7 separate regions of the Homo sapiens genome follow, and regions 2, 3, 4, 5, 6 and 7 are each linked to region 1. A link is a loop called in an ENCODE intact Hi-C map of the cell type or tissue named here. Cell type or tissue: endothelial cell of umbilical vein. All regions are shown on one strand.

Region 1 (4,000 bases):
AAAAAGAGCTAAGTTGATTCAGCCCTATCTTGGAAAGATCAGACTCCAGATAGAAGTTTGCCTTCATCCTGGGGGCTGCTCTGTATGATGGTCAAGCTGGCATGTGTCTAGGGAGTGAACCAGACAGTAAGAAGAATGTACCTCTTGGAGTGAGGAACTCTCTGCTGTGTTGTGGATTCTGTCTCCACAAAAGCAGGATCCAAAAATATCTTGAGACATACTCTGGTTCAGGATGTAATGTCAGGATGCTCCACCAGGTTCCCAAAGTTACCTAAAACAGAGGGTCTTAATTGAGTTTGCTCCTTTCTTTGATTGGGGTTCCCAAAAGCCATCCCTGAGATAATATTAATATATTGGGGGAAGTAGAAGAAAATCAGAGATGGGAGAGGGAAAGGGAGAGAGAGAAAGGAAGGCAGCCCAGAAAGGATGTTTCACAAAATCAGCTACTGCTGTGAGCAAGTGGAACCTAGACTTGCTGGAGACTGCTGGAAAATGGGGTGAAGCACCTTTATCCTATCCAAGTGGCAAGGAAACCGGGTGTATATGCAAGACTCCTAGCAATCATTCATCTGGCCTGCCATGAGTGGCTAACCTAGACTTAGATACCAGAGACTGTCCTTAGGCAAAGAGTAAGTTGGGCTGCTCTGCCCTGAAGGAGTAAGGCAGGAACGAGTAAGGAGTAAGAGATGTAGAGATGGTACCCACAGTATCTGCTGCAACCACCCCTCAGGGAAATTGCTGTTCACTCAGGCTACCATACAAATAGCACCCCTTGGGGTTTTGCAACATGCATCTTGTTCATTCTCCCCCTTCTTGTCCCCCGCTCCAGTCCCATCTCTATGATATTTGTTGTGCAGGATGAATTCACGCTTCTCAACATCTAAGCCTTCGGCACACCCTTTGGTGGAATTCAAAGTTTCTGCGGAGCAGAGAGCAGTAATTAACAGTGAGACCTTATGATGAGCAAATCACAGGTCAGTAATAACTCAGTTCTTGGGGAATTCAGTCATGGGGAAGCAACAACTCATAGCTCAAAGTCAGATTCCCTTCTATTTGTAACAATTTCTGGGTGAAGAAGCTTAAGAAGCTAGTCGCATTTTTCCCGGATACTGGCAGCCATTGTTTCTCTCTTTTTCTTTCTCCATTAAATAGTACATCCGGGGCACCTGTGTCCCACATTATTTAACAAATGATGTTCTCATTTTGGCAGGCAACACAGAAAAATATGGTTCCTTTACAGGATTTTCCTTGTGAGCTACAATTTTGATCCAACACCACCATTGATCTGGAAGAAAATTATGTATAATAGAGTTTTAATTAGACTCTGAAATGAAGTGTGTGTGTGTGTGTGTGTGTGTGTTTGGGGTTCGAGTGTGGATGTATGTGTATCCATACGCTCGCATAAAAATGGTGACCCAGTTTTAACTCTACTGGTACAAGCGAAGCTGTTGTAAGACAGAAATGACTTCATCAGGAAATCCTCATTCAGACTTCCAAATATACAAATAGATGCCTTTTATTCCACTGTGAATCAAAATGATGCCATGTCCTGTAATTAAGGATGTTATTGACCAGGTTGAATGGGCGCCAACCATGCCTTGCCTTTGTTTCTATGACAGTCATTTCAAAGTTCAGCATCTTAAGTCTGATAGTCACCTTATTTGGCAAACATTCAGGAATTCTGCTTCCAGGTTTATTTCAGGGTGACAGAATTTTCATTTAATCTTTATCTCATGTTAGGAGACACGTTAATTGCTTGAGGCCAGACACACAAATATTTGTGTGCTTGAGGCAGGTTACTGTGCAGACAAAAATAGTCATAGATGAAAGAAATATATATCCTAACATAGTGACTTGAGCTAAACTATCATTGAGCCGAAGGTTTTTTTTTTAAGTTGTCAAATGTAAATATATGTGGGATTGAGTCAATAGATAACATTAGCTTATTATTTCTTTCCTGTGGAAGCCATATGCAACCATTAGTCTTTTTAAATATTAACTTCTCAAACTGACCAGGTAACTAGCTCCTGTGGGTTCTGTATAATGGTAGGATGAAATGGTCCGTTGAACCAGCATCTTGGGTGGGAGGGGAGCAGAAACACATTTAGAGCAATGATACAAACACCTCTGAAATCAGCAACTCAACTCTCAGATACACAGGGCCTGTGTGGAATCTCCTCCTTCGGGGGCACTCTGCCCAACTTCCCCAGCTGCAGGAAAGAAGACATCACCCTAAACACTGAGAGAATGCCTGAACTTGCCGTGTCTTCTCTCTCGCCTGCTCGTCCACCCCCATCAAATTCTATCTTTGTTTTAGGCCATGACTCACAACCCACCCCCACCCTTCAGTCAGCTGTGACTCATAGCAGAGGCCAGATAAACTGAAGGCTGAACAGCAGGGGTGGGAGAGAGCTGCAGTGGTTTTTTTTTCCCTCTTGCTTTTTTTACCCAGTGAGAAAAGCTAGGTCAAATGGTCAAGTTGTGGGAATCTTTGAGGGTTTATGTGTATGTGTGTGTGTGTGTGTGTGTGTTTAATTTGGGGGAATTCCTGCATTGACTGGGGGATTCAGCTAGGTGTACTCTTTGAAGGTAACAATAATATTGTGGTTCCAACTTTTACCATTGAGAATAATCTAACTTTGATTGCAAAGATGGCCTCCAATTTTTTTTGAAACATTTTTGGGATCCTTGCCTTTTGCAATGTGACTTTACTCCCATTAAGGCATCGGGTCTCTTTTCCCTCCTTTAGAGTCTGGGGTTGGACATGTGACTTCCTTTGGCCACCAGAATGTTGCCAAGAAGTAAGTGATGCACCAGTTTAGGGCCTAGGCCTTAAGAAGCTATGCGTTTTCCTGATCTCTCTTTTGTGCTTCTGTTTTGCTGTGATAGGCTAGCCTGCTAGAGGATGGCTGCATCGTGCAGCAGAGCCAGGTCACCAAGGCCAGGGCTGTCCTAGATCAGCCACACTGCAGCAGACAGACCAGTGGACTCTAGAAAATTGAGTGAGCCCAGCTAAAATCAGCCAACCCTGGTTCATTGATGAGGACCCAGCTGAGCTGCCCAGCTGACCAGTAGCTTTGTGAGGACCCAAGAGCGAGCTGTCCAGCTGACCTGTAGCTTTATGAGAAAAACAAAAATAGGAACAAAAACAATATTGTGATTTTAAGCTACTGTGTCCTCCCTTTGGCCCTTACTCTGTAGAGACTTCACATGATTTACTTCGCTATCTTTTTTTTTTTTTTTTACTTTCTTTTGAAAGAGTTCCCTTACCCTATGACTTCAACACTGACCTTTCTCTAAGGAGGATGCTCTCATACGTATCTTTATCTGTCCTCTCCCTTGCAAGCGTGTCCAGCCCGTGGCCCATAGGCCACAGGCAGCCCAGGATTGCTTTGAATGTGGCCTAACACAAATTTGTAAACTTTCTTAAAACATTATCAGATTTTTTGGTGATTTTTTTTAGCTCATCAGTTATTGTTAGTGTATTTCCTGCATGGCCCAAGATAATTCTTCTTCTTCCAATGTGGCCCAAGGAAGCCAAAAGATGGGATACCCTTGCATCTTGAGTTTTCATCTCATGTCCCCAGTTACCTCCTGGGCTCTTTCTGTCGGCTGTCTGGGTACTGCTCATGGAAGAAATGTCAGCAGGAAAAGGAGAGGTCTTGTCTTCAACCCACTGCTGATGCATTTCATAACTTTTGGCTTCTCAGGGTCTTTGATGTTCCTGTAAAAGACATGCCAGTTAACAACACTAAGTGATCACACAGATAAGGGACACTTGTAATCAGCCTCAAAATCACTGGGCCTAATTCCCGTATTGAAATGGAAACCTGTAGAAGCATACGTACCTGCTCCCTCACCTGTCTATGCTTAATTAAAATAGAGATTTTGAGGCTCTTTCTTGGAAATTCTATTTCAGGAGGTATGGGTTAGTTTTCCAGAAATTCACTTATCATTTGGACACTCCATCCAGACCTCCTTCAGGATGAAACTCATCCTG
Region 2 (4,000 bases), 800 kb before region 1:
CTGTTTTCCCATTCAGTATCATTGTTCTATTGCTTTGCTCATGCTGGAAGCTGTATTTAAGTAAGTATGTGCTGATTTCGTGAAAGAATTGAAATAAAATTAGTAAAAGTTTTCACACCAGCAGTCACCCAATGAGTTTTATCTCAGGCTTAGAGCTTTTAGATACCTTCTCACTCTGTAAGGCATCTGCTCTGAGTGTTGATGACTTTGAAACAAAGTTCTTGGACTTGAAATTAATTTTTTTTTTCTAAGAGTTCTCTCTGCCTTTCTGGCCAGACACCCAGTTTTCTAGGCTTCATTTTCCCAGTCCTTTCCTCATGTGATAATAGATAAACTAGTCTGTTCTTTTTTTGGATGACTAAAAATGTGTAAATACAGCTCTGGCTTCTTATCCTCCTTTTTAGTCTCAACTTTCCACCTGCCTCCAAGAAGTTTCTGCCTACATTGATCCCTAAAACTTCAAACAAAGAACTGAGTTTATCATGGCTTTCATCTAAGCTGATTTTTGCTTTGAAAGTCTCTGATGCTGCCTCCACACACCCTGGGCTTGCCAAATGATGTCTCGTCCTTCATTCTTTAGTCACTTACTAAACGCATTCCTGCTCTGCAGAGCATCTTGAATTTACTCCTCTTAGAAATTCAAGCCTTTATTGTCCTTGTTTTTATGTCCATGTTAATCTCTGAGGACCTCTGTGCCTCTCTTCTCTTACCATTCCAGTTCATCTAGACAAGTGCCAGGGTAATGTTTTCTTAACATCATATTCATCATGTTACTTCCTTGCTTAGGTGATCAGGGTAATTCCTTTTGTTTAAATGGATCTAATCTGAACTCTCCAGCTAGACGTAAGGCATTCTGATAATTACTCTCCCCTTCCTTTTTAACTTGGACCCATGTTTGTTTTCATCTTGGAACTGGGGAACGTGGCCCACTTATTCCTGTGAAACTAATGCATTTGCATTTCCTGCAGTCATCTGGCTTTTCTGTGGTTTTCCCTCTGTTTGCTATCTCTCACCTTTTCTTCCTTGGTCCACACCCTTCAGCTTTTTCCAAGCTTGACCAGTGAATGACTTGCTTTTTCTTTGTTACACATCTAAACCTTTCCCATATTGATTTCTCTCTTGCTATGTGTTTTTTTGACTGTTATGTGCAGTTTATGTTATGTTTTATATATATTTCCAATTTGTTTTCTTTCCTAAGAACATCATCTTGAGGTGATATACATCTGCTTTTATATACATTATGCCTAGCCACATTCCCTGGGAAGAAGGAGCTGTCCTATGCTTCTTTCATATCTGCACAGACCTTGAATAATCTAAAGCAGGGGTGTCCAATCTTTTGGCTTCCCTGGGCCACACTGGAAGAAGAATTGTCTTGGGCCACACATAAAATACACTTATACTAACAATAGCTTTAAAAAAAAATCGCAAAAAAAATCTCATAATGTTTTAAGAAAGTTTACACATTTGTGTTGGGCTGCATTCAAAGCCATCCTGGGCAGCGAGTTGGACAAGTGTGGTCTAAAGCATTTCTGAAGTGCCCAGTACCCCCCACTTTCCTTGTCCCAAAGATGACAAGTTTCTTCGTCTTGGCTCATAGAGAACAGGGAAGTCACTCCAGCTTTGGATTATTTCTTACTGGTCTTTTTTTCAGTTCCAGTCAGGGAATGTTGTAATCTTCAATTTGTGGTATATTTGTTTTTTTAAAAAAAAAATCATCTCAACCTATTTCTCCTTTTAGGAGTCCACAGTTCCACTTTGAAAATATTTTTAATAATTCTTTTGAAAATAATCTCTATTAATAATCAAGATGACAATCCATAGAATTTGCTTCTATATGCTTCAGAAAAGTAAAATGTTTCAGTATAATGGTTTTGATTGTCTAGACATTATATTTTATTTTAATAATTTCTTAGTGTTAGACCTTGATACTTTTAATTTTTTCCAACATATGTACAAAGCATGTGTTTTTATTACTTATTCTAGTGTAAAAATTAATTCTTACCAGAAAAGTAAACTCAGGATCTCTTACCAAATAGATGAACTCAGTAAGCACCTTGGATTCTCTCTGAGGGCTGTAGGGGGCATCATTGTTCCAATGTTTTATAAAGTATCTTCCCGCTGTGATCTAAAGAAGCACAGCAACTAAAGTGCTTTTACAGTCGTTGGCTCGTGCCCACGTTACTATGACATCCTAAATGCCTGTTTGTTTGCCTGGTGGTTGTATGTGCACACTTGCATCCCTAGCCTTTTATGAATGTGTATATTTAGATTGCTTCTGTCATAGAGTCCTCCTCACTAGGATGTACCACCACCAAACACCGAGGGAAGACAGTCCCAACGACGAAAACTATCCAAAGTGGCCCCAGGGAAAGCATTCTCAGAGTGACACAAGACTGCCTCTTCAGTACTTCCTTTCCAGATTCAGGAACCTGGAGATGATGGTCGGAGAGTAAGGATCCTCTTTGTCCTTTGAAAGCTTTGGGACCCCAGTTCCGCCCTGGTCCCAGCAGTAAGGGCTGGAGGGGGCCAGTCGAGTCTGGAAAGAAATCCTTGAAGTCATAGTTTTATTACCATTACTGCTCATCCGACTCACCTTTCCTTTTTGTTATTATTACTCTTAGTTTGGGGGATGCTTGGTTGAGAAAGTGAGGGATGGGGTAGCGATTGAGAGTGTCCTTGCAATTTACAGTCCCAGAGAATTCCATGGAAATGACATTCCATTGAAATGGCAAAAACGTACAGCAGCGTAGCCGTCATTAGCCAAATAATGTAACGATGCATAGTGTTTGCTAATTGTGCTTTGAGATACTTCTCTAGTAGTAGGCTCTTGGAATATCCATGATTAAGTAATACAGGAAGCTAGGCCTCTATATGTGTCACTTTGTCCCATGTGAGTGTCATGTGACAAAAACACTGATTTTCAGACTGTTGGAAATAATCAGGTTATTAATAGTTACCTTAAACACTCACATACACACATGCACACACTTGTGCTATATTTTGCGAGTTTAATATGAGGTGAAAAAAGAATGTCATGCTGTTTGTTCCACAGTGGAATAGCATTATATAGATTCTGGTAAGGTATGTACCAGGTCTAGCATCCGGATCCTTATTACCTGAAAAATTCACCATATGTTACTGATTAGTATTGAGATCATGTCTGGTTCTAAATTTTTGTGGTTCTCTAAATCTATTCATTTTACTCTAGGTTCTTTGATAGCACTTCTTGAAATTTAGATCATCAAGTCTTTGAGGAAAGGATTCTAGAAAATTAAAATATCAGACTTTTAATCAGGATTCCTGAATGCATGTTGTGGTTTCACTTTTGAAAACTGGATGACTTTGGGTGAATTTTATTACCCCTTTGAGCATCTTATTTCTTCAGCTATAAGGTAGGATTAACAGCAGTGTCTGTTTTACAGGGTTTCTTTTGGATATCAAATTAATATAAAAGACATAATGCTGTGAAAGTGGGAAAATAACATTTTATGCATGTCTTAGGCTGTCAGTAATTATTTTATTATCTTACAGTGACATGCTGTATGGTATTTGAGGGACTTGGCCTTGACTTATTTGTTCCTGGTCTCATAATTCTTGGGAGTGAGGAGTAGTCTAATTCTTTTCATATGTGAGGGCTCAATTAGCAAATCTTTATTTATCCTCATCATGCAAGGCCCTGGGTTAGGCACTATAGACACAGATGAGGCTGATGATTGCCCATCCCTAACCTCAGGTAGTTTGCAGTGAGAAATTAATGTGTCAAACTAATATCATTAAATAAAGGTTAGTGAAAAAGAGATACCAGAGCACCCAGCATAGCTGGGTTATGACCAGATGAGCCCAGTAATTTTTTTCAGACATGTTTCTGAATGGGATGTTGTGGAAAAGCCATAGGGCAGCCAGTCTGTTGGGTGCACTATTTGTTAATCAGTTTATACTTTGGGCTACAGTGGCAGGTGGTCAGGATTAGAAGTTAGGGTTGTTAGATTTTAGTCCTTGC
Region 3 (4,000 bases), 260 kb before region 1:
TTAAGGCTTTGAACTCAAAAAGTCCTTAATGCCTTGGGGTTCATGTCCAGGTGATATTTGCAAATGAATATCAATCCTGAAATAATTTAGAGGTATTTTCATTTAACATGTTTAAAGTGAAATTTTTTTTTTGCTTAAAATGGTATGCTTCAATTATGTGGAATTTTTAATTATAGAGACTTGAAATAATTCATGTGATTCACTAGTCCTGGAACTTCTTATCAAAGGATAGTGGGCCTTTTACCAACTCCATTAGGCTATCTCTACAGAAACACATCCTCATGTGAAGGTTTAGTCAAAGAGTTTTGTTGTTATCCAGAGCATGCTGCCCTTTAAAGAGAAGAAAGCTTTCCTTTTTGGGAAAAGACTTCTCTGATCAATTTTGGCTGAGGCTTAAGCAATGATTTATGGGTTTCAGTTGACCCATTTGTTATTTATCTAGGCAAAATGAGTTTTCTATTGATTGAATGTCTCCCCTGATTACGTTTAATCTTTGGAGTGGGATCTAAGGATGGAAGAAAGAGACATTCATGATAAATGTAGCTTTTTTTCCCTAGGAAAACTTGGGAGGAAGACATACTATACCACATGGTCCTTTCCTTTTTCTGTGGATGGCAAAAAGATGCATCACTTCCCGGAGCTTATGATAGAAGATGCTCCTTCGCCAGTGTGAGACACTTAAAAGGACAATGATTTGTGCAGGGAACTAACCCTGTGTGCTACGTGTCCTTTTGCTCCATTTTACTGATGTGACAATTGGAGCAGAATAGTTTATGTGGCAAATTTTCCCAGCATTTATTTGCACTGCTTACTACATTCACATTCTAGTTTACAAATCTTGACAAAGACAACTGAATAGGTGTTTTGCATGAATGTACTTATTTTGTATTGAAGTATGACACACATGCAGAGAAGTGACATTGTCATAAGCAAATGGCTTGATGGCTTTTACAAACTGAATGTATGTATAACCAACATCGAGAACTAGAAGCAGCTTTTTCAGCCCCTCCTTCCTGAAACTTTTCCTCTCCTTCCACCTTGACCAAGTGTAATCTCTCTCCTGACCTCTGGCAGAATAGGTTAGTTTTGCTTATTTTTATTTTTATATGAGGTGAATCTCTAGTGTCTGGGTTCTTTTCCTGAAAGCTGTGTTTATGGAATTCATCCATATCATTGTATGTGGTTATAGATTCTCATTGCTGTGTAGTAGTTCAATGGCATGAATATACACTAATCATTTATCCGTTCCACTGTTGATGTGCAATTGGAGAATTTCCAATTTAGAGCTATTATGAATAATGCTGCTAGAGCCATTCTAATGCATATCTTCCAGTGAACACATATACGCAGTTCTCTTGGGAATATTCCTAAGTGTGGAATTGCTGGGTCGTAGATGTACATTTTTAAAAATCATAATATTAGAGTCGAGTATGCAGAATTGACTGAATTCTAAAACCAAAAGCTAATTTTTTGAAGTGTGAATTTCTGTTTGGGGAAAGTGAATAATGTGAAGAAACATAACATTTTTATTTATGGAAATAAATTTCATGTCCTCTGAGCTAACATCGCCCGTTCTTACGTCTGAATGGCAGGATGTTGAGTGTGCTGACGCGGTCATTTTCTGCGGGGCTGCTCCCAGCTTAGCATTCTTGCCACATAAACTCTTCTAGCCCAAACCTTGAAATACTGCAGGAAGTGGCATCAGCCCTTTTGTGTTCTTTTCCGGCACCAGGTTGCTCATCTCTCCCTGTGCCCATTTGAGGTAATATACTGACAGTTGTCAAGATGAGTCATGGCTCTTTCTCAGACACACAGGGAGACCAAGTTTGTGACTAATCGACAAATCCTCTGGACACAGGCTGAGCCACCAAGAGCCACCCTCGTCCCGGCAAGTTCAGGCCTGGGCTGCAACCTCTGACAGCCAGAGGGGAAAGCAAACATTGGCAGAACAGTTCTGTTTATTTGCTTCTCTGATTTTGAAGACATGCAGCTTTCTCTCACTCTTCTCCATTTCCTCTAAAAAATTTTATTAATCTTAGCTTATTTATGGCCTTTAGCGTTTGTCTGCCTGTTCATGCATGTGCTCAGAATCTAAGGAGTATGGGCATGAATAGAGGCCTCAGGGGAGATGTGGGCTCAAGCCAAGTCCAAGTGGCCTTTGAGCATTGCTGTCTTCCTGGCCACCTTTCACTCCCTATGACTCCTCTGACTCCTTTGCACAGATGTCATTGGATTAATATAAAGCAGGACTTGAAAACAATAAAGAGAAATAAGACGTGAACAAGAAGGATAAGATGAGTTTTTAAGTGGTAGGTACTGATTATCTGCATAGATGTTTCAGGTCTCCTGAGATTTTTCTGGAAACCATTTTCCCAACTGTCCCAAGTTAGTTTTCAGACATTGCTCTAGAGTTGTGTGTGTATGTGTGTTAGTACAATGTCAGCACTAGGTTTTGCAATCACATATGTGCTGCTAGTTCTGTAGCATCTCCATGGAACTAGCCCTTGCAATTATAACAAAGTCTGATATTGGTTGGCTACAAGTAGGTATTGCCTTGTGTATGAGTTGGGTGATATTTTGAATCCCTGGAATTGTCCTCTTCACTTTGCAACATCCACTCACTCAGAAAAAGCCTTGCATCCCTTGCCTGAAGGGTGGAAGAGGTGGGGGTTTAAATTAGTTTCAAGGGACTGGACAATTTCATTCTCACCTACTGAAAGCACCATGTTTGTTGAAGAGAAACTTTCAGAGTAGGCTCAATTAAGCCCAGACAGTTTGATTTAACTTGTTTTTAATTGTAATGGGTTATTTTTTCTGGCACGGAGCCACCCAGAATTTCATCTGTGAGTTCCCCAGATAATCTCCATCTACTTTCACAATTTTCTCAGCAATATTCAGAATTCCCACTACAGTGGGACCTTCTCCCCTCCCCTGTTTTTGTATTCTTTACATCATTCAAGGGTTTGGAGATTAGAAGGCATCCTCTTGGTGAATTGTGGCTGGGAGAGGGGGTTTCTGCAGGAATACTCTTCACAAATCTACAGTCTGTCTTCAGAGGCCAAACTTGTTTCTTGTAGAACTAGAAGTCTCCAACAATGGCAGGCCCCCTTCCTATATTCAGCAATTCCTTCTGTGTCTCAAAATCAGGGAGTTATTGCCTAATCTTTATTACAAAGAAGGGCCTGTTACCATCTCGGTTGGAAAGAGGAGGAATGGAGGAGTTAGTGTTAGGGAAACCAGTGCCCATTAACCTACCACGGTGGTTTGTAAAGTGTGGTCCCTGGATCAGCAACATAAGCATCACTTGAGGACCTCTGAGAGAAGCACACTTACTGAACCAGAAATTCTGGGGCTGGGCTTTTAACAGGTTTTAACAAGCCTTCCAGGTAATTCTCAAACAGGCTACAGTTTGGGATCAACTTCTTTCATCAAAGATTGCTTTTGCCAGTCTTAAATAGTAAGACTGTAAATTTTGGAAGAAGTATCTCTGGGTTTTTCTTCTTCTTCTTTTTTTCTCCATTTTCTTCTGTTTTTCAGTGGTGGTAACTTGTACTGCAAGACAACAGGTATAAAAAAAACCCATGTGAAATATTAGCTGCAATTTCTTTAAGCCTGGGCTCTCTTTTTCCCAGTGGAAGACAGAAGAGCTACTGCAAAATATATTGAATGTTTATCCCCTCACCTTGTATATATTTGAAAAACGATTAAGTCTCTAATCTTAAGTTTCTGAACTGAATGCCTTCCAGACCAGGCTATCTCTCTGTCTTGATTTTTCTGAATAAAGTTATTAACTGCCTTTTTTGATGTATTCTTTTGCACGGTGGCTTCAAAATAGTGTTTTGGTTTTCTTTCCTTTCCTTTTGTTTTTTTCTGGAAATTTCTCCCAAGGGATTCTTAATTATGGACCTCTGTTGAGTATATATGATAACACAAAACTCTGGTTATGGCTGGAAAGCATAGAATTCAGAAGAAGGCTGTCTTACCACTGCTACACCAACAA
Region 4 (4,000 bases), 190 kb after region 1:
ACTGTGTACCAGATAAGTGAACTCACTGATACATATAGAAAACCTGAAGTTGAATGAAAAAAGCAAGATGCAGTGCAATGAAAATAATATGGTATATGTAGATAACATTTTTAAATATAGGCACAAAATATTGTTATGCTTTCATCTCATACACACATACATAAATGTGTTATATATAATACATATTTATTTGTCAAAATATTTTTTAAAGTTTAAAAGAAAATATAGCAGACTCATCAAGGAGGTGAGAATGAAAATGGAATTTGGGATGAGGTCAAAGCGTTTTCAACTATATCTATAATATTGCATTTTTCTAAAAAAAAAATTTTTAAATTTTAAGTAATTAAGCCCCTAAGTAATTAAGCATGCAAGGTAAGGTACTACTAGGAAGTATGCATGTGAGGAACCAATGGGCCAGGGTGTTTTAGCCCTGACCTTGTACACATCCAGTCTGGCTTCATAGACACATGTTGCAGAATGGCAAGGAAATAGTTGGGATAGCAAAGGGTTCAGCAAGAGGTCAAATGGGACAAGGGAAATAAAGAGCAAGATGAAGACTCTGAAGAGGAATCCCCTACTTTCATAGATATTTCTAGAACCATTGTTGGCCCCAGTGACACAGTTTACCAATCTTCAGTTATAGCAATGCTGTTCCCTATGCATATGTACCTTAATCTTACAGATCATTTGTTTCAGGCATTTTTTACTTGATTAGTTTCCAATACATTGTTTAGATTTCTTTAGATTCGGAGAGAAGGCCCAAAACATAAAACAATTTATAATTAGAAGTCTGAAGCTATAAAAGTCACCTAACATTTGTGCATACTATTTTCAAAGATGTGGAATTGTGTTACATACTTAAAACAGCATCCTTCTAAGTGTATTACAATGATCTGCTTTACTCAAAGTCTACTGATCTCTCAAAGACTCCTTGATCTCTCAATATGTTTTATTTTATATAATTCAAAGAGAAAACAAAGGAGGATCCCTTGGTTACGTATCTTCTGGAAATATTGGGTTACAGCTAATCATCTTTCTGTATTGTCTGACTTCTCCAAATCTTTAATATTCCACAGTGGGCTGTGAATGCACAAGTGTGAAACATAGTATGCAATATTTCCCTAACCTATTTGCACAGAGAATTATTTGTTATTGGGGCTTTCCTCCCCACACCAGACTTTAGAAAATACAGACCTAGAATTTAACCAGTAGATCAAATGAAACTTTAGTTTTATGTTTAAAACAAAGTTGAAAAACACGCTTCTCTAATCACATGAGTGTTTTTCTCTTTGGATTGAGACTCCTCTGCCCAAATTTGTATATAGCTTAGTGTGTATAACAGGGGAGGGGAGGGATTTCAACTACTCCTTGGAGCTGTCAAGTACTGAATCCCACTGATTAGCAAGGAGTTTCTCTCAACGTCTGAACAGCTTCTTGCCCTGGAGTAATATGTCGCTGAGTCATAGGGAAACATTGCTTGGTAATAATTGATGTACAGCTAAATCTTCTAAGCACTTTTTAACTATACAAATGCTTCTTGCCCCCACGAACAATGAACAAGAGAAGAGGCTTCCTTTTAACTTTAAATTAACTAGCATTTCAAAGAGTTCCAGAACATCTTTCAAACTCACTTCTCTGAGGACATCTAAATAGGACCAGTGACTCCCTGAAGGCACCTTCTACCCCAGAGCTCTGTTTCCTTTAGATACTGAAGTACAATAAAGTTGCTTTATAGTCATAGAGGAAATAAACAGGCTGCTGTTCTCAAAGAATGCGAAGCCCTTACCTGTGCCTTGAAGATAGGAACGTTTATGAGTCCCAGGGGACAGGGACAGCCCCCGGATGTGAGTAGTTTCCAGAGAAACAAGTTGATCTGAAGTTTTTCCTGGAGAGTTGGAAAATCTGCCACATGTCATCCAGCGCTTATTTCTTTGGTGGGTTTTACACTTGGGTGTCATTCAGCAGTTTTATGAGAGCAAGACAATGGATAGAGAAGCCATAAAAAAAATTCTTCTAGTTCTTTAAGGTATGAGTCATCTTTACCATTGAAACCTTTGGTCACAGCCTGAATAGAAGAGGCAACATGCACTGCTTTTTTTTTTTTTTTTTTTTTTTTTGGTAGGGGTGGAGGGAGAAGAGTTTTCAAATGTGTTGCTTCCATTCAGGAGGGAAAGATTATTTAGGGATCTATTGATTTTTCATATGTGGTTTGATTGCATTTTCCCTCACTTGAGTTTCTGGATGTGCTCATAGATTGAACCTCAGTTATGTGGGAACTTTCAGTGTCAGTTTCTAAGAGTAAGAGGCACGGCAGCATTAATTTGACCTTCTCCATGATAAGGGATCCATTTTAGAAACAGTAATAATAGCTCACACTTGTTGAACACTTATTTGTTGTCAGGACCTGATATAAATGTTTCATATGTCTTTACTTATTTAATGTGCATAGCAGCTACAATGCAGTAGTTGTGGTAGATTGTGCAAAAGTGGCTGCAATTCTCCAACCTTCCCTGTATCTGCATCCCTTTGCAATGTAACTGCAACTCCTTGCATCAAGAGATGAAGTCAATATCCTCACCTTCTAAATCTGGGCTAACTCCCTCGTGGCTCTGTGATTAGAGGTGCTGGCTGACCTTGGGTGGCCCCAGATGGATGGCTCCTCTGGCTTCCTCCACATGGTCTCTTATCCTTCAGCTAACTAGCCCAGGCTTGCTCACCTGGCTGATGGACAGGGTCTAAGAGAAGAAAGACAAGGGCAAGGCCTTTTTGAGGTCTAGGTTCGGAAATGCCACAACAATACTTCTCCTACATGCTGTCAGACAAAGAAAGTCATAGTGGCCAACCCAGATTTGAGGGGTAAACAATAATCTACCTATTGATGGGAGTTGCCACAAAGTCACACTACAAAGGGCCTGAATACAGGAAGAGCCATTTTCCCCCATGGGTTTCAAATGACCATGAGAATCCACATTGCCATCATCTAGAACAGTAAAAAGTGAACTAATGATTAATACATTCAAACATCAGCTCTTCATTAAGTTGCTTCTGAAGTGGATACTGCACAATCTTGTAAATGATTATTCATGGTCTTTTCACATAAGTCACCCAATAGTTTGACATTGTCTTTCAATTTTCTCCTTTATATCATTAGTTCCTTTACTTTTAAGGCAGACTTGGACAAAATTCATTGTTTATTATATAATAAGTATAGTGAGTATACCACTCCAAAGAGGACTGGACAAAGCAAGAAGACAAAAACCTGATGCAGTGCTTTTCAACAAGAAGGTACATATTAGAATTACCTGGGGAATGTTCTCAAACTTCTTTCCCTACCTCCATTCTGAGGCATATGTTTATTTCCAGGGCAAGGAAGATGAAGACAAGCACTTGTGTTCAAACAAGCCCTTGGATAACTCTAATACGCATTTCCTTCACTTCTCCTCCTCAGTTAAGAATGTCTGCCTAACAATTTGATGGAGTTGTTTGAATACCTTTGATAAGGTGAAATTATTGTGGCAGTATAATTAGAACAATGTGTTTTCATACAAGCTCTTCTATGTTATAGCTAAGAAACCTTGAGAAAGTCACTGGTCTTCTGGGAGCCTCAGTTTCTTCATCTCTAAAATGGGGATCATAATAACTTGCCCATCTCAGAGGCTCAAATGAGATAATTAGGAGAAAAAAAGTGCTTTGCAAACTGTAAAACTCTAAAAAACTGAAAGGAATAGAAACGTTTAGTAACTTCCCTTAATTATGCCAAAGCCCTGCAAGTTAGTCTAGAGTATTCTGTATGAAATATTCTAAAAGTGAATCCTGCCATTTCCTGACAGGCGTCAGTCATTTATCTTTCCCATGATCTCTCTGAATGAGACTTTCCAAATCTAGTTAATTCCTATCTTTTAATATACACCACTGTAGTGTTGGAATGCTGCCGGAGATTTGGAAACGGGCTCAGAGATGAAGTTAAGAGGTCATTTTGCTGTTACTGTGCACTTACCAC
Region 5 (4,000 bases), 510 kb before region 1:
CAGGGGTGACAAGAATGAAACTCTATTTCAAAATAAAGAAAAAAAAGAAAAAAAAAGAAAACCCAACCTCAACTAGCTTAAGCAAAAGCAAATTTATGTGGTGAAAGGGTGGATCTGGTTTTAGAATCAGTTACCAAGGGCTCAAGAAGTGTCACAGGGACTGATCCCCCCACCCCCCCGTCCCCCATGTCGTGTCATTCTCCAGGTCTTTCCTTTTCATTGCCAGGAGCTCCAGGTTTCTACCCTCAGAACTCCAAGGCCATTGGAAAACAGAGGGCAGTTTTCTTAGTTGCCCAAGGAAATGTTCCCAAATTGTATCAAAAGCCCACCTCTAGGTTAATTATTGTGGCTGGAGGATGTAATCCATTCATAGGTCAGGGCTGGCCAGGTGTAGTGGCTCATGCCTGTAATCCCAGCACTTTGGGAGACTGAGATGGGTGGGTCACTTGAGGTCAGAAGTTCGAGACCAGCCTGGCCAACAGGATGAAACCCCGTCTCTACTAAAAATACAAAAATTAGCCAGGCATGGTGGCGGGCGCCTGTAATCCCAGCTGCTCGGGAGGCTGAGGCAGGAGAATGGATTGAACCCAGGAGGTGGAGGTTGCAGTGAGCAGAGATCACGCCACTGCACTCAAGCCCAGGCAACGAAGCGAGACTCCTTCTCAAAAAAAAAAAAAGAGAGAAACATAGGCTAGGACTAGGCATATGCCATGCCTTGTGACATAAACTGGACATGGGGAAGGGGAGTGATTCCCCAGTGTTAGTTAGCCTTGCTCTTGTCACTAGAAGGAGGAAGGAATGCTGTGTGGCAAGGAAAGGAATTAATGTCCACTTGAGATGGATTTGAGAAGGATGTCTGCAAGCAGAAATAAAGGGTTAAAGGGTGCTTACATTAAAAATTTTGATAGCTACTGCTCTCAAAATTGTATCGCGATTTATATTCCCAGTGCCAACAGTGTTTGAAGAGTCTGGCTCTCCAGAGCCTGTAGACACTGGATATTGTCAGTGTTTTAAATTTCAGCAGATCTGATATCTAAAAATGGTATCTCACTGTTCTAAACTGTTCTAGTATGGTGTTCTACGTGAACACCCTTTCATGTGTTTAGCTGGCCTTTGCATTTCTTTTTTTTTTTTTTTGAACTGCCTATGCATATCTTTTGGTCAAAATTCAATTGAATTGCCCTTTTTTATTGTTAGAGCTGCTACAAACATTACTGAAAAGGCAACTCAGTTGTGTGTGTGTGTATGCACACACATATATATTTATAATACATATGTTACTTAGGGTTTGTACCAGCTCTATGAGCTCCTTGAGGGTGGCACCTTGCTGTAATACAGCCTGACACCTAATACGAAGTAGAAATCAGTGATTATTTATCACGCAAATAAAGAAACAAATAAGTGAACGAATGAATGAGTCAATAGTGTTGACTGCCTTGTATTGTCCTAGGCCCAAGAGACAGTGAAATATCCCTGTTCTTGTATACTTTTCTGTAAGTTTCTGGAAGTTTCTCTGTAAAGCATCTCAGTAAGCTTTTCTATAGGCTGTGAGAAACGCATGAGTCAGGCTAATAGGAGGCATATAATTTTGAATTGCTTTTCAGAAATGGCCTTCATATTCCTTTACACTCACTCATCCTGTTGATAAGAGCAGATGGCCTACTGCATGTGACTCAGACTCAAACACACACCTCCGCTCCCTTGAAGTGCCAGCCCTGGAGCTTTGTTGAGGCTCGCATCTGCCACGGGAGTCAGCTAGTACGTTGCCCAGTTCAACATCCATCCAGGATTTCATAGGAACTTGAGAATCATTGTTTTTGGCTTGAATCCTGGGTTTGAGGTTTCTTCGTGTAGGAATCTGAAAAAAGGATTTGGAAACGTTGTTGTCTCTAATCCCAAAGTATGTATCTGGGAGGCTGCCTTCGCCATCACCCACCTAATAACTCAGGCTCCCGGGGCCATTTCGCTCAAGTGCATTCATTCCTTTGGTAGAATCAAAAGAAACTGATCCAGGTGACAGAGTACCTGGGTTCTAATCCCAGTTTTGATGAGCAAGTTATTTACCCCTTACAGCCCCATTTTCCCTATTCTAAAATGATATGGTTGCAACTGACGATCTCCAAGTCTCCGTCCAACTCAACAATTCAGAGTGGAATTCTGAATTCTGCTCTGCCACCAACAGCATGTCCTCGGAGCTTTGCCTATTACTCATGAGAATGTCAACGTCTGGGTAAATAGATATTTTGGGGTCAGCTCTAAAAAACCCAGAAGTACGTATTGTATGTTGATTTTGGCACACGGACAAGCCTGAACAGGGCTGTGTCAAGCCTTTTACCATGATAGCTGCCGGAAGAAAGGCCAGGCGAAGCAGTCTGGGTGAGCTGCTTGGAATGAAGAGGACCAGCCCACATCCCATGGCACAGATGACCTTCAGGAGAAGTGGAGGGGAGCAGCTAATGTAAAGAAATCATTAGCATCTGTGTTGGAAATGGCTTATGACACTGTCTCAAAGCCACGTTCTCAGACAACAGGGAAAGCTGTAAATAGATGCACACAGTTATCCAAGCATAGCAGAGTAAAACTAAAGGAAAGCCAAATTAAACAGGCTCAACCAAAGTTTTGAGTGAAAGTGTTGAATATTGCTCATGCCTTCAGAACGGGAAGCTCTGTTTAGAATACTCACAATGGTGGGTCCTCTTGAGGTGACTACAGGCTGGTAGGTCGGTTCTATCCTCCCCCTAGGAGCCATCTCAGCAAAGAAGAATCAGAGGCAAAGACTCTTTCAAAGCAAGGACCTCACACTGTGAAGGACTGGGAGCATTGCTTGATTGCTACTCAACTGGCAAAAGTTTTTAAAAAGCAAGTTAGGCCCCAAGACCACATGACTGAGAATCCTAACACATAACTGAGAATTATAATAACATGATGGATTCTCCTTGAAAAATATATTTCGTATTTTGGCATAATTTCAAACTTACAGGAAAGTTGCAAGAATTGTACAAATGATTTTTGTGTATGCTTCATACCCACATTCTGCATTTTACCAATTCTTTTTTCCCTTCCTCCCTCTTTATTTCATATATATGTTATATATATATATATATATATATGTGTGTGTGTGTGTATATAGACACACACACATATATGTAACAGTTCTTGGGTATGTGTGTGTGTGTATATATATATATATATATATATATATATATAATGTATATTTCCCACAGAACTGTTTGGCAATAGGTTGCAGACATGATATCTTAAACATTTCAGTGCATATTTTCTAAAAACAAGGACAGTCTTTTATATAACTGTAGTACCATTACCAAAATCAAAAAATTAATATTGCCATAATATTATTATCCAGTTCATAGACTTCATTCACTTCCCCGACTGTCCAAAAATAAATATTTTATAGCAAAAGAAAGTCCTAGACTACATGCTGCATTCAGTTAACACGTCTTTAGTTGTTTTTTCTTTTATTTTAATCTGGAAGTTTCTCAGTCTTTCTTTGTCTTTCATGATATTTTTGATGAATACAGGCCAGATACTTTGTGGAATGTCCCTCAATTTGGGTTTGTCTGATGTTGTGGAATTTCCTTTTAGCTCTATAAGCTGCCTCCTGAAATACAAATGCCTAGTTAGGATGTGACTGGCTGCAGGAAACAGTCTCTCCAGCCTAGCAGGCTAGAGCTCATGCAAACTCCCCTTTGCCCCATCTTGGGGATTTCCTCCCTATCCTCTTCAAACATGGTTTCTCTCTCTGCAAGAGTTGTGGGAAAATCTGATACTTTGCTTGTTGGAAATTAGACTTATATTGTTTCCCACAGACATCGTGTTGGATGTGACAGATGGGTTGATTCTTCAGTTTTATCAGTGTTAAATTGTAGGAGCACTAAATATGCGTTACAAGCAGATGGGAATAGATTTATGATGTATAGCTTAGATTCTATGGAAAAATAAACTTTAGGCTGTAAACAAATCTATGTACAAATTAACTTTT
Region 6 (4,000 bases), 300 kb before region 1:
CTCTTCTACGGAGTCATGCCATCAAACTGCCCTTTCTCTTTATTATTATTTATTGTTCCTTGAACTCAGCAAGCAAAAGTGGCTCATATAATAACTCTGGCAGTGCCAAAACAAACAGACACAGTACTGCCCTGAGCTGCTTGAGGTTTAGAGACACAAATGATATTGTACAAAAGAGAAATGTAGAACAACTGCAGAATGGAGGAGGTGTATTTCCCCTGTGTCCCCTTTCTCTTGCTATTTACTCCACACTCTTTGACTCAATGAAGGAAACGTACGTGAAATATATACCTTCATGTCTGAATAATTTTAAAACGTTGAGAAGATTTAGACATTTCAATAATTCTCACAAAAATGTTTAAACAATTCTACAGATTTAGAATTTTAGTTCTTGCCAGAAAACTAATTCAACTTAATTTTGGGGATGGTTCTTGAAAAAAACACTATTAAATACTATTGTTAAATACTATTAAATACTATTTTTAAATACTATTAAGTATGGGAAGGAAATGCAGAAGGAATGAGCAGGGCATTTGGGGAGAACTGAAATCACTTAATATTTCACCAGAACACTCCTTTTTAACATGTTATTAAACATTTTAACTTGAAATCCTATATTTTATTATGTGTAAACCTTGGGTTGGAAACATCCCCTGGAATTAGTTGAAAAGGTAAAAAAAATTTATGCATAGAAGGAGTTACGTCTTGCTAGAGACTCAAATGATTATCAAATTAGTAAATAAATGAATAAATTAATTACTACTTGATTTCTTTGCCATTAAATCTCTTTTCCTGTCTTTCCTCCTGTATTCCTCCCTTCAAAAATAATTGTCAGTTACTATAGCTTCTTCTCCCACCCAGTTAAAAAATATTTTGTTAACCTTTGCCCATTTGGTGGTCTGGACATTTGCTGTTGTTTTCTGTCCAGAATCTCTTCTCTCTTCTGTTAAAAGTATTAATGTTTCTTGAAGACCTTTCTTCCTTCACAATCAGGTCATGTGATTTGATTAGAGCTGACCTGCCCCCATGTTTCAGGTGGTTATGTCATGACCCAGGCTCAATAGATGAACATGTGACCCACGCTCACTAGATGAACATGTGACCCACATCTGTCCAATTACAGTGAATCTCAGTACTTTTGCTGGTGGTGTAGGAAGTATGGAAGGAAGTCAAGGATGAAGGTGGTATAGGTGGTCTTGTCTGTCCACCGGCATTGCTAAGAGGAGAAGAAATTGGTCTGGGGCTGTAGTGCACTATCTTGTCACCTCGAGTTGTGGTGGTGAGGTCCTTTTTGAAAGGAGTCCACCAAGAAAGTCCATGATTTCAAGATGTTCTGAAGACATCATCTGAGTTTCTAGATGTACCGGTTCCTGAAACAAGATATTGGCTATTGAGACAATAAAATCCCCCCGGCCCCACTTTTTTTAATGCCTGTTGAATTGGGTTTGCTGTCAATTTGCCAGAAGGGTTTAGACAAATGCATCTCCCCCAAACACACACCCACATCTGTGTTTTAGAGAAGAGCATAAATCAGAAACAGCAGTGTTTTCTAGTACATCTTTCTTTGTTCTTACTATCAACTACTAATTTTCTTGGTGTCTTCCTTGGTATTTTCATGTAAAGTAAATGCTGCATGAATTACTCAATGAATTATTATTTTTTTCTGTGAATAGAACATGCCAGTTATACTTTAGGTTATTAATTTGTAATTGTTAGAGCCAGGGGTTAAATTGTGCAACAGTCAAGTCCCTCCCTCATTACCATGCTTTGGCTGAATCCTGTCTCCAGAGAGAGGAAATGTTTCTGTTACTCTCCCTCTTCCTGAGGAAGCATGTCTCCAGCCTTGCAAAGTCATCAAGACTGAAAAAATCACCACCAGGCTGTGATAACAGGACAGATCCCTCCCATGCTGCAAATTATGCTGTCTCCCCACTGAAGCCACTCGCCTCTGTAGTGTCCTCATCACTGAGTGATTGGCTTTTCCTGAAACAAACACACACAGCATGTGCTATACATGTAGACAATCAGGAAAACTTCAGAAAAAAAGGAAAGAGAAAAGGAAGGTGTGTTTTATGTTCTACTAGTAATAACATGATAGCTTTTATTACTTCTAACTTTATTTCTTCTTGGTTTGACTCACTTTCAGGAGGTGATGTGGTGTGCAGGCCCTGTGGTTTTATCTTGAATCCTGGCTCTTCGGTTTAGCAAGGATACTATCTGGGCAAATAACTAATTTCTATGCTGTATTCCCCTATTTGCTAAAAAGTATTAATACATACCTCATGGTGATGTCAGAGTTAAATGAGATAATATACCTACAGCACTTAAGACAGTGTCTTGAACATGGCAAGTACTCGATTAAGGTCAGCTGATGTTTAGTAGCTGGACAGTTTCTCTCTTTCCTCCTCACACCACTCTTCCTTCTCCCAACCCAGGTTAGACTTATCCCTTTCTTTGCTAACTATAACAGGTAGCTCCCCACAGAGTATAATTTGAGAAGCCTCAGAAAGATGTCTCTTGTACTAAAATATTTATCCTTTAGTCCCTGTTGAAATTTTCCTTTCAACCACATTCTGGAATTAACATTGAAGTTCCCTAGTAAAATGCAAAAGCATCAGTCATTATACACTTTGAATTTATCAATTGATTCCTAGACATCAGATTCTGGGGATATGAGGCACAGGAAGAATCAGTCAGAGAAGACAGGCTAAAACTCAGGGGTGTGTTTTGTCTCTGATTTCAGAGCTTTAGGAGAGATGAGAATGGGATGCTAAGAGAAGGAGATAACCTACCTGGCCAACCACATTGCCAGATTCAACTGGTGAATAGTAGGTGATGGACGTTAGGATGAGAGTTCCATCACATCTTTGTGAAATGCTGTGGTGGGGAGTCCAAGATTGATGCCCAAGTTGGCTGAAATAAAGCTCCTCTAGGTATCAGTTAGGAGTCATTCAGGAGAACAGAAACTGATCTAATCTGAAACCAGAAAAATTTAAAACAGAGTTGGACACATAGTTGCTGGAACATCTGCGACGCCAAATAGAAGCTGCTAAAGAAATACAAAGATTTGCAAAAGCAGGATGCCATTATCTTTCCTGAGGTTAGATGCATAAAGAAGGAGGTAGTGTCTCTGAGGCTGGAAGCTAAGCCCACCTAGCAAAAGCAGGAGCCTTAGCTGCCTCTCTGACAAGAACCAGAGCCATGGAGAAGGCACAGTTGCTACCTGAGACATTGCCTATGACAGAGAAGGATGGGGGAAATGCCCTGTACTCTCCTTTCTTTCTGCTCTTTAACCTCCTGCCAGCATCTCTCATTGGGTGAATGTGGGTGGAAGTCAGCTGGTACAGAAGCCTGGAAAACAGAGGCTGCAGGACCCACCTCCATGGTAGGCGGCGCAGTTTAGGAGATGGGACTAAGAATGACGTGAGAACAATGAAGCGATGGTCACAGTGCTGAGAAGGTGAAGGAAAACTATTATGGTCAACTAAGTAGGCGACATTGAAGAATTTGAGGTGTCAAAGGTCCTCTTTACGTTTGCCATATTACGTTTGCCATACATGTTGAGGATTTTGGCTTAGTTTTTAGTCTGGACCTAGATGTAGACTATTATACACCTCACTTCCTTAGTTTTTCTCAATGGTAGTCATGGAGTCTGCATTAGAAACAGTTGTACTGGTAGTTCAACATGCTAATTCCTGGGCCTCACATCAGGTCTTCTGAATACATTTTCCTTATTATGGGGTCCACTGGTTTGGTTATTTCTATGTTATTGAGATTTGTGTTTATAGTGGTTTTTTTTTCTATTTAAAATTGGGACAATCACTCTCCGAGCAAGCTTTGCTTGTTTTCTCTCTTTGATGATGGGTGATCCTGTTCTTATGAAGTTCTAGTCTATTGGCCTGTTTAATATCCGCCCAAAGGTTCTGCCCAGGACTTAGACTGCTGATGAGAAATGTCTCTTTTCCAAAGATTGATGGTTTAACTCAAGAGAAGGGCAACA
Region 7 (4,000 bases), 1.3 Mb before region 1:
ATGTCTAGCTTCAAAGTTTTATTTTAAACGTAATTGACTGATAATACACAGCTGACTCTTGAACAGCATGGATTTGAACTGTGCAGGCCCACTTATATACAAGTTTTCAATGAAAGTTACACTGAGTGTGCCTGCCTCTCCTGTTTCCCCTTTCATCTCCTTCATCTCTTCCTCCTCTGCCACCCCTGAGAGAGCAAGACCTATTTCTCATCTTCCTCCTCCTCTTCAGCCTATTCAATGTGAAGATGATGAGACTGAAGACCTTTATAATGACCCAGTACCACCTGATGGAAAGTAAATATATTTTATCTTCTGTAGGATTTTCTTAATAACATTTTCCTTTCTCTAGCTTACTTTATTATAAGGCTACAGTAGATAATACACATAACATACAAAATATGTGTTAATCAACAGTTTATGTTATTAGTAAGGCTTCTAATCAACAGTAGGCTATTACTAGTTAAGTTTTGAGGGAGTCTAAAGTTATACACAGATTTTAGACTGTACAGGGGGTCAGTCCCCCTAACCCCTGCTTTGTCCACGTGTTAGCTAAGAATAAAAAGCAGTTGTGTCTCCCATCAGTCCTTTCCTTGTCTTTTGCTTTTAATGCCTTCGTGTAGCTCATCAGCAACAGCCTGGGTTCTTTCCACTCGCACTCTTGTCTGAAGTCTACCTTCAGTTCCTAGGCATTCCATATGCCCATCACCCAGTTGCTGTGAAGGTTAGATGCCAAATGGCTTCCAGCCACTCTTTCCCCAGAGGACTACTTTCAGTGCAGAAGGGGTGTCTTGCCAGGAAAGTTTTGTCTTCCCTCTGTGTAACCATGGACAAACAGCCAGTGACTGAGTGATATAGGGACATAAATCTGTGATACGGCTTATGTTTTAGAGCTCTCCCTATGGGATCTGCCTGAGGCTAGACCTTACCTAAGACCACATCCTTGCAATCCTTTCTCATCCCTTTTAATCCCCTTGAGGGTTTACCCTGAAGAGTGCTTTCTCGGTACATCACACACACAGAGGGATCCCTGTCCTAGGCTCTGCTTTGAGCCTGCACTTCCTGTGCTGTGATTTGATAGTCTCTGTACTAATTCCATCTTCCCTTCCCTTGTTTTTCAAACATTTCACATCCCTTATTGTGTGTGAGTCATTGCTTTTATGTGGCCCAACATCAGGAAGCTGTAGGTAAGACTATTAGTGCTCACTTTAATTATTTCTTTAGAAGTCATTCTGGGTCTGAAGATCATTACACCCAACTTCAAAGCAATCTTGACTCATATTTCATCCAGTCTATTTCACAATTCTGCAAAAGTAGGAATAAAATAGAATTTCCATGCTTTCTCCAATAAGGATCTTTAAATAAATAACATATTCATAAAGTTCTCCCAAGATTCTATTGTACACAAATACCAAGTACAACTTGTAGTTGTACTTAAAAAAGAGTAGTTGCGTTTAAAAAAAGAAGTTGACATCAACTCATAACTCTAGCATGTCTATTCCTGAAAGCAGAAACAATACTTGAGGCTAAGGAAATAAAACAGAATTAGGTTAGTTAGTTAGCTTGTGTTATTAAAGTTAACTTTAGATCCCTCCTAAGATGAATCACTTATTCACCCTCTACTGACACAATTTGTTATTTTGAAGAAGAGAGAGTTTAGGAGCTAAGAAATGGTTTATTTTAAAATATCTTTTTAATAGTGGTGAGCTTTTGAGCTAACCATAAAACTGCTGTACAATAAAGATGCTCATTAAGATAACAAAGGTAGGGCGATTAAAGTGAAACTGTGAGCTGCATCCTCTGTATCTGTATATGAGTCGTTAGGAAAATCCTCGTGACAGCAAACCAACAGAATAGGCAATAGGTGGTGCTGTTGCTATGTGTAATGCCTAGCAAAAGACAAGATGACGCATAAGGGGAAAATATTTGCCAGAAAGAGCACAAGACAAAAACATACCCCTAACTTCTGAATTCTCCAAAAGATGGCAGTGTCATTTCTTTGTCTCTCTTGTCTGAGCTCCACCACTTATCATTGTCTTGTTGAACTGAAGTGCTCAATTTTTGTGTTCTAGGCCAAAGCTATGGCCAACGTGCCATTTTTATATGAAGGTTGAAAGGATTCAATAGATCTCTGATATTGCTCAGCTGATCCGAAAAGACATCCAAATGCAGAGGAGATACAGATACCCACTGGAACAGGGGTCTTTAAAAATAGAGGATGTCCAGAAACTCCTCAGAATACATTGATTTCTGTAACATTTGGTAGAATTATTCCACAGTTATCTTTTGGAAAAGAAATGAGAAATATTTGGGAATAGTTCTTGAAGTTTGTTATATGATCTGGCTCTGTGTCCCCATCAAATCTCATTTTGAACTGTAATCCTAGTTGTAATCCCCACATGTTGGGGGAGAGACCACATGGGAAGTGATTAGATCATGGGGGCAATACCCTCATGCTGTTCTGGTGATAGTGAGTGAGTTCTCACAAGATCTGGTGGTTTTATAAGAGGCATTTTCCCCTTTCACTCTACATTTCTCTCTCCTGCCACCATGTGAGGGAGAACATGTTTGCTTCCCCTTCCGCCATGATTGTAAGTTTCCTGAGGCCTCCCTATCCATGTGGAACTGTGAGTCAATTAAACCTCTTTTCTTTATGAATTACCCAGTCTCAGGTATGTCTTCATAGCAGCATGAGAACGGACCAATACAGTTTATAAAATAAAAAGATAATTTGCAATAAACTTCCATAAAATTCAAAATAGTTTTCAAAAGGAGCATTAGCTATGCTAAACAAAAAAGCAGCAATATGAACAGTTAATAAATAGCAAAGTCTCTTTAAAGTATTGCTTTAGGCATGCAGAATGGATTTTTTTCTTTTTTATCTGTGATGGGATTTATCATCCTAGTGTTAGTTTAGTCAAATCAGTCTTCATGGTTTAGAAAGATGTCCAGCTGTGAAAAGGAAGTCACCTTGGGATTAAAATTTGACACAAATGATCAACAAAATGGAGAATATTTTACCATATTGGACATGCATTTTCAGACAGATTTGTGGAGATAAATTGTTTCTGATTCCAGTGGTCACACAAGAAGATACTGGCCTCTTCAAACTAATTAATTGAGTATCTTCAATTATTGCTACCCCTTGAAGAGTTGCAAACAAAGAAAAATAAGTTGCATTGTACAGTATAGTGAGAAATAAGGAGCAACAAAAATGATGCCTCAGCTGGGCATGGTGGCTCACACCTCTAATCCCAGCAACTCTGGAGGCTGAGGCAAGAGGATTGCTTGAAGTCAGAATCTGAGACAAGTCTGGGTAACACGGCAAGACTCCACCTCTAAAAAAATTTTTTTTAAATAAATACATAGCTGGGCATGGTGGTGTGCAACTGTAGTCCCAGCTACTTGGCAGGCTAAGGCAAGAGGATTGCTTGAGCCCAAGAGTTCGAGGCTGCAGTGAGCTATGACTGCACCACTGCACTCCAGACTGGGTGGCATACTGAGACTCTGTCTCTAAATATATATATATATATATATATATATATATATATATATATATATATATATATATATATATGAAAATAATGCTTCATAAAGTTTGTAAAGTTCTTTCTATGCACCTGATAGTCTAAGCAACTTTTTAAGATAGGCAAGATCATTAATACTGCCAATTTAAGTTTGAATATTCAAGGCACTTTTCCAGCACTTTATACTTATTAAATTATTTAATCTTGTAATGGCCATATGAGGTAGGTATTATTATTGTCCCCCTTTTCCAGCAAAAGAGACTGAAATAGAAAAAAGTTAAGTTGCTTCCCAAGGATATACAACAAGTAAGCTAGCTGGAATTAAAACTCAGATAGTCTGAAAAACTCACACAATCATTGCATCATCATTTTTAGAGGTAAAAATAGACATTAAAGTTTATATAACAAGCTATTAAAGATGCAACTGAATTTAAAACCAAGGTATTAATGATTTGTGGCCTGATGGTCTTCCTTGA

What was found. Hi-C counts contacts between places; a loop is a spot of excess contacts. Peaks named below come from ENCODE experiments on the same cell type or tissue, not always from the same donor. Only the 100,000 strongest peaks of a DNase experiment are listed, where the experiment ranks them.
Region 2: it touches region 1 in a loop (5-fold over the local background); 45 of 110 quality-filtered maps call a loop at or near these places.
Region 3: a loop joins it to region 1, with 2.1 times the contacts of the local background. A loop is called at or near these places in 5 of 110 quality-filtered maps.
Region 4: a loop joins it to region 1, with 6 times the contacts of the local background. A loop is called at or near these places in 3 of 110 quality-filtered maps.
Region 5: a loop joins it to region 1, with 5 times the contacts of the local background. A loop is called at or near these places in 4 of 110 quality-filtered maps.
Region 6: a loop joins it to region 1, with 5 times the contacts of the local background. A loop is called at or near these places in 2 of 110 quality-filtered maps.
Region 7: a loop joins it to region 1, with 8 times the contacts of the local background. A loop is called at or near these places in 10 of 110 quality-filtered maps.

The regions. Positions count from the first base shown.
Region 1 is chr20:11,265,159-11,269,158 of GRCh38, forward strand. LOC124904960 (a long non-coding RNA gene) reads left to right here and starts at 885. Exons shown (of 2, transcript XR_007067724.1): 1 at 885-974. LOC339593 (a long non-coding RNA gene) reads right to left here. Exons shown (of 2, transcript NR_038972.1): 2 at 1,501-3,724. RefSeq lists an enhancer at 1,588-2,787. In endothelial cell of umbilical vein, no CTCF peak of the experiment used is centred here; DNase peaks (open chromatin) are centred at 1,593 and 2,363; H3K27ac peaks cover 1,684 bases.
Region 2 is chr20:10,467,619-10,471,618 of GRCh38, forward strand. All of the region lies in intron 2 of SLX4IP (SLX4 interacting protein), which reads left to right. Among named protein-coding and RNA genes, the nearest start is that of SLX4IP, 34 kb to the left of the region's middle. In endothelial cell of umbilical vein, a CTCF peak has its summit at 2,079; DNase peaks (open chromatin) are centred at 873 and 2,103; H3K27ac peaks cover 2,153 bases.
Region 3 is chr20:11,000,203-11,004,202 of GRCh38, forward strand. No RefSeq gene overlaps it. Among named protein-coding and RNA genes, the nearest start is that of LINC02871, 24 kb to the right of the region's middle. In endothelial cell of umbilical vein, no CTCF peak of the experiment used is centred here; a DNase peak (open chromatin) is centred at 1,739; H3K27ac peaks cover 1,351 bases.
Region 4 is chr20:11,453,691-11,457,690 of GRCh38, forward strand. No RefSeq gene overlaps it. Among named protein-coding and RNA genes, the nearest start is that of LINC00687, 420 kb to the right of the region's middle. In endothelial cell of umbilical vein, no CTCF peak of the experiment used is centred here; a DNase peak (open chromatin) is centred at 1,761; H3K27ac peaks cover 3,059 bases.
Region 5 is chr20:10,759,678-10,763,677 of GRCh38, forward strand. No RefSeq gene overlaps it. Among named protein-coding and RNA genes, the nearest start is that of LINC01752, 8.6 kb to the left of the region's middle. In endothelial cell of umbilical vein, no CTCF peak of the experiment used is centred here; DNase peaks (open chromatin) are centred at 1,684 and 2,304; H3K27ac peaks cover 1,589 bases.
Region 6 is chr20:10,962,065-10,966,064 of GRCh38, forward strand. No RefSeq gene overlaps it. Among named protein-coding and RNA genes, the nearest start is that of LINC02871, 62 kb to the right of the region's middle. In endothelial cell of umbilical vein, no CTCF peak of the experiment used is centred here; DNase peaks (open chromatin) are centred at 37 and 1,847; H3K27ac peaks cover 1,655 bases.
Region 7 is chr20:9,976,706-9,980,705 of GRCh38, forward strand. No RefSeq gene overlaps it. Among named protein-coding and RNA genes, the nearest start is that of PARAL1, 7.6 kb to the right of the region's middle. RefSeq lists an enhancer at 716-1,915. In endothelial cell of umbilical vein, a CTCF peak has its summit at 1,860; a DNase peak (open chromatin) is centred at 1,896; H3K27me3 peaks cover 140 bases.